Linked DNA regions of Homo sapiens: region 1 is linked to region 2. A link is a contact called in ENCODE Hi-C or POLR2A ChIA-PET data. All regions are on one chromosome and are shown on one strand. The core of a region is the stretch at or near the end of the contact, and the rest is flanking DNA. Distances in the headings are between cores, read along the strand shown.

Region 1 (5,067 bases), core at 810-3,309, 200 kb after region 2:
CCAGATGGTGTGACTGGGTGTGTGGCTTAGGGTGCCCCCATATGCTGGGCTGCTTCCAGGAACGATTTGTACCTTGGGTATAACAAGACTGGAGTGAGGAATGGGGGCAAGGGATGGTAAGGGTTAGGTCGGTGCCTTTCTGATCTGAGTAATACTGATTTCATCAGCTACTTGTGAAATGCTGAGCCTTAATGTAGATTCATGAGGGGTTACTCTTGGCCACTCATAAATGGCAGCCAAATGCAGACTGGAAACATGAGATAGGTAGAAAGTAGGAGGCCAATTCTGAGACAGCTGCTTCTGATCTCTACCCACCCAGAGTTGGATTTGGATGTACTACATAGGGAAGAATTAGCAGGGAAGTCAAGCCTGTTCATCACATTGGACACAGACCATTTTCTGCCCCCTTCCTTCTGTGCATTTGTTTCCTGGCCGGGCGCGGTGGCTCATGCCTATAATCCCAGCACTTTGGGAGGCCAAGGTGGGCGGATCACGAGGTCAGGAGATCGAGACCATCCTGGCTAACATGGTGAAACCCTGTCTCTACTAAAAATACAAAAAATTAGCCAGGCGTGGTGGTGGGTGGCGGATGCCTGTAGTCCCATCTACTCGGGAGGCTGAGGCAGGAGAATGGCATGAACCAGGAGGCAGAGCTTGCAGTGAGCGGAGATAGTGCCACTGCACTCCAGCCTGGGCGATAGATCGAGACTCCATCTCAAAAAAAAAAAAAAGAAAGAAAGAAATTTGTTTCCTTGGAGATTACAAGGATGTGATGCCTAGAAAAGAGGGAAAAGAGTAGAAAGGACTTGAGAAAAGAGTAACAAGAGCTCCCAAGATGTTTAGGCTTTCATCAATAATATAGGCCAGGCACAGTGGCTCATGCCTGTAATCCCAACACTTTGGGAGGCCGTGGTGGGTGGATCACTTGAGGCCAGGCGTTCGAGACCAGCCTCGCCAACATGGTGAAACCCCATCTCTACTAAAAATAAAAATAAAAAATAAAAAAATTAGCCGGGAGTGGTGGCGTGTGCCTATCATCCCAGCTACTGAGGAGACTGAGGCATGAGAATCGCTTGACCCCGAGAGGCAGAGGATGTAGTGAGCTGAGATCATGCTACTGTACTCCAGCCTGGGTGACAGAGCAAGACTCTGTCAAAATTAATAATAATAATATACAGAAGACTCTGTCTTCCTGAAACAGCTTCTCATTCCCTTTGCTTATAACTTCCCATTTCTTCTACCTCAAATGGCTTTCCTTAGATGAAAGCTCTTCCTTCTTCTTTATTGATCCATGTCCTTCTTTCAAAAGAGATGCTTGACTCTCAGCACTCCCAAGAAGCCTTTACACACATTCAAACCAATTCCTTCTGGCCCTAAAAATGTAGAAGGTGGCTGGAACTCAAAAATAAGCCTATAGCTAAGGTTGCAGCTTAGATCTAAGTCAAGGATCAGCAAACCGTAGCCCATAAGCCATGTCCAGCCCACTACCTGCCTTTGTACAGCCCATGAACTAAAAATGGATTTTCCATCTATAAATGGTTGGGGGAAAAAAACAAAGGAAAAGTAATATTGCATGACATGAAAATCACACGAACTTCACATATCAATATCCATAAATAAAGGTTTATTGGAATGCAGCCATGCTTATTTGTTTATATATTGTTTATGGCTGCTTTCACACTACAGTGGCAAAACTTATTATCTATAAGAGACAGTATAGTCACAAAGCCTAAAATATTTACTATCTGGCCCTTAACAGAAAAAAATTTGCTGATTCCTGATCTATGACATTGAAAGAGTTAGAGATGTTAAATAGGAACATGTCAAAGAAATGAATTTCAGGCAAACCAACAAAGGCTATCAAGTAGCCACATTAAGATCTAAGTCCCAAAATCAAGACTAAGTGGTTACCCCTAGAAGCAGGATATAGGGGGCAGGAAAAGAAAAAAAAAACTGAAGTAATATACAAAGCAGACACTCTACACTTCGGAAGTGTGGAGGTAATATCTGTGCTGCACACTGCCACATCCCTGTACCTAGCCCACATCTTAGTGCTGGGCAGGTGCCCATTAACTAGTTCTAGAATGAATGAAGTAGAAGAGAGGAAGGAGAAACATAAAGCAAATGAAACAAGCATTGCATAGGGTTGGGGATAAAAGAGGGTCCCCAACAACCACCTGAAGTTTGTCTTCCCTGTGTAATATGTCACAGGTTCTCAAAAGTTAGCAGAAACCTCCATTTGGGAAGCTAAGTGTGTGCCCAAGAGACTGAAGAAATGACTAAATAACTATGGTAACTACCCCGATGCCCATTCAAGGTCACCTTTTCCACCCCTTCCTCAGTCACCAGATGCAAATATATTTAGTCCAGAGAATAAATTCAGACGAGATTAGCAAGGGGAAGGAAATCACATATAAAGCTCATGAAATAAACAGCGCCACTTGTCACTGCTGATCTTTGATTAACTGGCTCTTCTTTCCGAAACAGGGCCTCCTTTTCTTCTTTTTCTCTCTCTGTCTTTCTCTTTGTTTTCAGGTGACACCCACACATATCCTTCAGTGTTGGCAGAGATGCTCACTCAGATAACAACTGGAGTTCATGCTGCACATTTTCATCTTCGTGTGTCATCATCACCATGTAAAACCACAACTATAGGAAAACAAAGCTGTTTGCTGCTCTTCTTCTCAACTGACATTTCCACCCAGCTCATGATTTGTTCTTTGGAGCCAGAGGAGAGTTTCAATTTATCACTGAGATAGCTCTGCCTGATGAAGTGAGAGTAAAATCCAGTCCACTTCCACCCTGAAATCCATTCACCTTTCTTCAACTTTTTGTCCCTTCAAATTCCTAGCATTCAAGGGTCTTTCACAGAGTTTCAACAGGCAAATCAGATAGGAAAATGAGCTTCGGGAAGCACACATTCTGGCCCTGAGAGTTGCACCAAGAATGAGGTCAGCTTTGAAGAGCTGATATATTCTTTGATCACCTCAAGCAATTTATCATCTCAAGCAATTTTCAAGTGTTGGGCCCGGTGTCAACACCCTGAAATGAACAAAAGTCACTCTGAGAAATTGTGTGACCTTCTGCTCTGGACAGTGGCCTAGGTTTCCAAGTGCTAGGATCCTGTGAATCTTCAAAGAGAAAGCACATATTTCTTCTGGGTTGCCAAATCAGAGAAAGCTGAGAGGCCCCACCATTCACATGTGTTCTTGAAGGGGTATGATCCCAGTTCACTGCAGCCTCAGCCTCCTAAGTAGCTGGGACTACAGGCCTGCACCATCACGTCTGGCTAATTTTTTTTTTTAATACAGACAGGGTCTCCCTATGTTGTTCAAGCTGGTCTTGAACTCCTAGACTCAAGTGATCCTCCTGCATTAGCCTCCCAAAGTGCTGACATTACAGGCATGAGTGACCGTGCCCAGCCCCAAACTTTCTTATGAGCACCACTGTCAAAAAGTCAAGAGTTAGGCCTCAGTTTAGGAAACACAGACAGACATTAGAAGCAAAGTTACCAGACAAGGTTCTGGTCTGCTTTCCAGACCATCCCATTTGCTGCTGCATAGTGTGATGGTTAGGTCCCCATTACAATGAATCCAGAAGCTTCTTTAATTTTTTCTCACCTATCCATTATCTCTGATACCGACAAGATGGGAGAGAAGAAAGGGTATTGCTTTAAAAGGGAATCAATCTGTTTTATCATACTGGAGGGAAAAAGTGAATTCGGGGTTGTGGGCAATTACAATATTCACCCAGTTGGGTAGCTAGAATGTTGTGGGAGGTGTTAGGTGAAGCGAAGTTTGCATTTTATTTTGTTTTGAACTTGAGTTTCAAAGTACTAGAACCTTTTTACAGAACTGGGTTACATTATTTTTATTAGCATGGTAAAGGAGTGCTTATTGAGCAGATTCATTTAATGGCTTTTTTTTTTTTACCCATCTCGTTCCTTTCCAATTGATTTGATTTGTCTTATTGAACTATCCATGAGTAACCAGCTGAGTTCAGTCTTTCTTGGAGTAGTAAGAGACATATAAGCTCATCTTTTTCAAGTTTAATTACCTTTATTAAGTTTAATAAGCTTCATTTCACCAAAGAAAAGAATCAGTTTAGAGATGAACTCATTGCACACCAATTTAATTGACTCTGAGTCACCTTCAGAGTAAAATTTCAACGAAGGAAACAGAAGGTGCTACATGAATTATTAGACCAGCTCTTGTGTCTGTTGTTCAAGCGCCTTTCCCTTCCCCTACCCAGAAGATGATAGGGGTGTGTGTGTGTGTGTGTGGGTCTGTGTGTGTGTGTGTGTGTGTGTGTGTGTGTGCTATTAGAGTGTTCAGCTATGATATGAGTATGACAGGTGAAGAAGTTGAAATTTTCTGTCCCCAGCATTTCCATTTGTGAGCACTTTTTGAATCAGAGCCAGAGAAGGCATTTATAGAATTTGTTGGGGGTAAAATCACCCCAGAAAAAAGAGTAGCAGGTCAGTAGTAGGATGGGATTTTAACATTTTAGACAAAGACAACATTTTCAGAAGTCTTAAACTAAAGATATGTTTAAGATATAGCCAATACTCCATTAAGAGGGAATTTGGGGACTTCAATGGAAAATCAACTTACTCCTGACAGTGGCTGAGTTGGCATGACTTTTCTAACAGTACTGGTTTTCCTCACTGCACAAAAATTTCTAAAACGTAAATGAACTTATATTCATCAGATTTTCTTTCACTAGATTTGGCTGTGTATATATTTTACCTCCTGTTTTTTTAATAAAATGAATTTTTGAACTTCTTAAGAGGAAAGTAGAAAATAGAACTGGCTTTCTCCCTCTCAAAGTATGATTATAACATTTAGACTCACCGTTAATTCATAAGGCCATGTAAAACTCATTCACTCAGTCAATAAATATTTATTATATACCAGGCACTGCTCTGGGCACTGGAGATACAGCAAGAAACAAAGCAAAGTTACTTGCCTCATGAAGCTTATAAACTACAAATAAATAAGAAAAATGTCTAATGTAAGAGATGGTAAAATGCTATGGAGAAAAATAAGCAAGGAAAGCAGACAGGGT
Region 2 (4,738 bases), core at 2,077-4,576:
TCAATTACTTAGTAAATTAAGAACTGTAGTCGACCTTCCAAATTAACCGGAGGCAAAGAGGAGAGTCAAAAGAAATTTCATCACACCAACAAAAATAAAAGAGAAAAAGAGGATACAACAAAGAAAAATAAGTAGTAAATAAACATAGAAATAAAATCAAGTAGAGGCTTATGCTGACTGGGAATGGCCTGAATTCATCTATCAAAAGAAAAAATTGACAACTGGGATTTTTGTTAAATCTAACAAGAACACTCTGGAAGGGGGTGCTGTCAGGAGATGACATTTACTCAGTCGTGGAGAGGCTAAGAGGGGCTCCAAGGTCAGTCATCTTCACAGACTTCTCTCAGACGCTGGAGACACTGAGGGGCTCTTTTCCCAAGTGGAATTCAGGAGTCACTAATGGAATGCCTCAGTGACAAAGGAAGGCTCAAAGTGGCCTTGAGGGCTATCCTCCCAGCTTCCTCACAGAACACATCATAATACATGCACGTTTATTAGACACCCTCTGCCATCAGCCCTTCCCAATCTGGTGTATTATCCACACTGCTTTTAAAGTAGTCTTTCTAAAACCAGAATTTGTCCCATCACTCATATGGTCCCTGTTGCCTATAAGGTCTACAAAGAGGGTCTTCAAAATGTAGTTAGACATTCACATTTTTCGTAGATATTTTTATAATTAAAAGTGTCCTATTGCTCCAAGTTCATTAAAAAAAAACAAGACTTTGTTAAATTCTACATTGAGATCCATCAAAGACTAGAAATCAGCAAGATTCCCATCCTTCTTAATTCACAACCAAATAACAAAGGTGATCAGAATCATTGAGATTTACGTTCCTTTAGATTTATGTTACACCTCCACTACTTCAACACAGTTTAGAAAGAATGTAGATGTTGGAGTCACATTAGAGTTCTAACTTTGGTTCTGCCACCAACTACTGTGTAACAAATCACTTAACCTTTCCTGGTTGGAAATTCTTCAAACACTGACTAAAGGTAAGAATGCCTACATCTTCATGGCATGAGAAAGCCTATGTAAATTGGGAGGATTGAAAATACAACAGAGGACAAGCAAGTACTTAGTTTACTTGAGTTTGGCTCTTTTTCTTTAGAGCTTTTACATGGCAGTTTCTGGATACATGCATTGTGGAGATATTTTAAATAGGATCATTGCTAGCAGATTTATTGTTACCATTTAGCCACTCGTGCCTCAGGTTTGCCACATGCCAAACAGCATGCCACATCTCATGGCTTTCTTTATAATGAGAGTGAACATTGGTTGTATTCATTTAGAATCTACGATGAATATTGTTCCAGAATACAAATTATTCGTCAGCTTAATCTGGAAACTTAAAACAATCCTACCTAAGGCTGGATCTCACCTTCCACAGAATTGACACCGATGCTACTTTAATTCTCCTGAGCATAATACCACAACCAGAACTGCCCAAATTGGTTTGGCCTAGTTGAATGATTTTTATCAATACAAACAAACCCTTCCACGAATGGTACCAACGTTCTTGGAAGAATATCCAAAATCTGGAACATAGACTATATGGTCTGAATGGTCTGGCCTCTACTTTCCTTTCCAGCCTCACCTTGGACCAACTTGGACCAGTTGGTCATCTTGGACCAAGCTCAGCCTCTTCCCTCTTTGTGCTCAGGCACATCTGTCTGCTTTCTTCTAGTTCCCTAACCTTACCTCATTCCTTCCTGCCACAGGCTCTTTGCACTTGTTCCTTCCATGGTATGGAACGTTCTTCCCTACCTTCATACCGTTCTCCCCATTGATTGCTACCTTGTCCTTGAAATCTCCGCTCAAGTGCCACTTGCACAGGAAAGACTTCAATGAACCCTGCTCCTCAGCTACACCTCCACACCCACCCAGTCTAGTCAAGCTCCTTGTTACATTCCCTCATATAATTGAGTTTTGCCTGTAATTATCATTAATCAATGGGATTATTTGATTAATATATCTCTCTCTACCATGCAGTTACCTTCCAAAGAACAGGGGTTGACCTGGTTTTGCTCATCCTTGTACATACACCATCTGGCACAGTACCTGCTACCAGGCAGGTGCTCAATGCTACATGAGTAAATGGATGAATGAAGAATGAATATAAATTCCAAAGCTGCTCATGTCATTCATGCCGCTAAAGGACTTCATGAGATTCTAGAAAAGGCATAAACCAGCAAGTAGCCCAAAACTGTCCTTGTGCTCATTCTACATTCCTCAATCCTCTTAACTGCACTTAACTCACTTTGAGCCAGCACAAGATGAAACATTTGATCAATTTGATTTCATTTTTTTTTCATTTTTTGTAAGAACAGTAAGGTCTATTTTTTTGCCACTGAAAAAATGTATCCCTAGATAGGATCATACCTACTAAAAGTTCTGCCTTCACTTTTAGTTTATTTGATTATTTAAGTTATTTAATATTACTTAACTTTCCTTTTTTCAACCTCAAGAATAGGGCTCAGTGTGAAAGAGAAAACAAAAGTAGTACAAATTATATACAGTAAAAAGCAGCAGAAACACGTGTATTAACTTACATTGTATGTAGCATTATTTAAATTGTCCATATAGAGTCTGCTATATGCCATTCAAGAGAAGGAATCAGGGACTCCAGAATGATCTTTTTTGTAAGGTCTACAGGGGCTAGGAAGTATTTTTACATTATCCTTTCCTCCTTGGCTTTTTAGGGTGAACTCTGATACTTAGTGTCAATAAAAACTCTATGGTGCCCTGGACATTTCAGATAACAGATCATCCAGGTAAGATTAAAATCAAAATCCTTCTTTTCAAAGACTTCCCATTTTATTTTCTACCACAGAAAGAATTCCCAGTCCAAATGCCAGAGCTATTTAATTTTCATTCTGTTGACACAAGTCATTTTGCCTTTCATCTTTCTCTAAGAACAGTAAGCCACTCTGCTAGTTTATCCACTGACAGGTAACTCCAAGCAGGTAATTTAAAAATTTAATGGTCTGATGAAACATGTTTTTCATCTCAAGACACAGTATCAAAGGCAGCAATGCAAACTCAATGCCATCCACAGTGACATGAGTGACATGGTGCCCTTGGCCATATCCTGAAACTATTCCTACTTTCAAAAACCAAAACCACTGTCTTTTGGGTGCGTAATTTTTCTACCTTTGCTTTTTCTTAATGTTTACTTGAATTATAACTTAATAAGAAATATTCAATACACCACTTACCTGTTAAAACTTTAATGCGCAAGCAGAAGAGAAAGAAATACCAGAGGCCTGACTTCATGTTTGCCAGAAACAGTTAACAGTCCTCGCGTTCAGTGTTCAAAGCTGACAGTGAATTCAGGCTCTCGGTTGTTTTCTATTTGCTGGAAAGGAAGTGGGTTTTCTGGGAGTTTATGTAGTGTCACGCTTACCATCAAATCAAGGGGGTGTTTCTTCTTTGATGCCAATGGCTATATGAAAGGCATTATTGCTTATGACATGAGTTAAACAATGCATGGATTATTGATGATTTTGAAGACAGAGGAAAACATTACCCTTATTCTGGTTCCTATAAAACAAGTTAAAGAGATTATGCCTGTATTTTTCAGAACCACCCTACTTCTCTGAATCAATAGTTATGGGGGTTAACAGGACCTAAAAATACTCACATGATGAATAAAACATATATTTTGACACATTTCTATCTTATGCTAGGTGCTCCAGAGATAAGAAAGCCTTTGAAATAGGACAAGAAACAAACAAAATTATTATAGAAATTGAAGTGAAAAGATCTGAAAGAAGAGCATCATAGGAATCTGAGAAATGATATTTATGTGGCATTCATTGTAGATTGCAATGTTTCAAATGATGGGGTCAGTTTTAAACTAACTTAAACCCTGCTCCTCATATTACAGCAGAGTCTGTAGGAACCAGGGATTCCTCACCTACGGCTCAGTGAGACCAAGAATGTTTAAAAGCCTGCCGTGGTCTCCCCATCCCTGCAGGGAGGTAAAGTAGACAATAACAACAATAACAATAATAATTACATAGATAATTATATGTATATGTACTTAAATGTTTTATATGAAATAATATATCTTAATGCAAAATGTAAAAAATTAAATGTAATATATTTTATATATAAAATATACCTATTTTTATATATGAATATAGCTAATATTACATTTATATTATGTTTTATATGCATGTAAATGGTTACTGTTTGTATATATATTTACATTATAACTATAGTTTATACATACATTAACTCATTTAATCTTCTTAATCATCCCAATGGTGACCACTAATCTCCCATTTTACAGATGAGGAAAACTGAGGCACAGACAGGTAACGAACCTGGCCCAAGTCATATAGTAAGTGTCAGTGCTATGATTTAGAGAGTCTGGCTCCAGAGTCCTCACTCTTAACCGAAGCAGGTAGAACCACCAATACCAAGGCCTGCTGATCCCTCCATCCAGAAGTCTGAACGCGCTTCCAAGATGCTAGATCCAGGCTGGACTTCCCTTAGCCTGCAGAAATGACATTTAGATGAGAAGCTGAAATCAGCTGGCCAGGGAAACCAAGGTGTGAGTCCAAAAGGTCCAGGCTCTGAAACAGATTCCAGGTTTGGGGCTTTAGGCCAGCCACTAGGAATGCCAGACCACAGCCAAGGGGTCTGCAAGGTAAGGAGGAGGCTGATCCTGCAGGGATCCCCCTAGCTGCTGAAGCTTCCCCTAGCTACCTTCTGTAGGGCTCCTGGGTCTCA

Evidence for each region. A loop is a pair of places that touch in the nucleus more often than their neighbours do. ChIA-PET counts read pairs that join two places held with the same protein, here RNA polymerase II (POLR2A). Pooled maps may share reads with other maps.
Region 1: a loop to region 2 is called in a pooled map, with 6 times the contacts of the local background. The contact joins the enhancer-like site here to the promoter of ICOS in region 2. A Hi-C loop is called at or near these places in 8 of 50 pooled maps. POLR2A ChIA-PET finds 5 or more read pairs at or near these places in 10 of 52 experiments (CD4-positive, alpha-beta T cell, CD4-positive, alpha-beta memory T cell, PC-3 and 5 more).

What each region holds. Positions count from the first base shown.
Region 1 is chr2:203,738,728-203,743,794 of GRCh38, reverse strand. CD28 (CD28 molecule) reads right to left here. Exons shown (of 4, transcript NM_006139.4): 4 at 4,883-5,067. Among named protein-coding and RNA genes, the nearest start is that of CD28, 35 kb to the right of the region's middle. Within about 2 kb of position 2,059, at least 4 of the 41 ENCODE cell types and tissues checked have a DNase peak (open chromatin) inside an H3K27ac peak, as active enhancers do; they include CD4-positive, alpha-beta T cell, where a contact is called at or near this core.
Region 2 is chr2:203,935,351-203,940,088 of GRCh38, reverse strand. ICOS (inducible T cell costimulator) reads right to left here and starts at 3,326. Exons shown (of 5, transcript NM_012092.4): 1 at 3,217-3,326. The coding sequence starts at 3,274. LOC101927840 (a long non-coding RNA gene) reads left to right here. Exons shown (of 4, transcript XR_427213.4): 2 at 2,701-2,772; 3 at 3,888-3,981.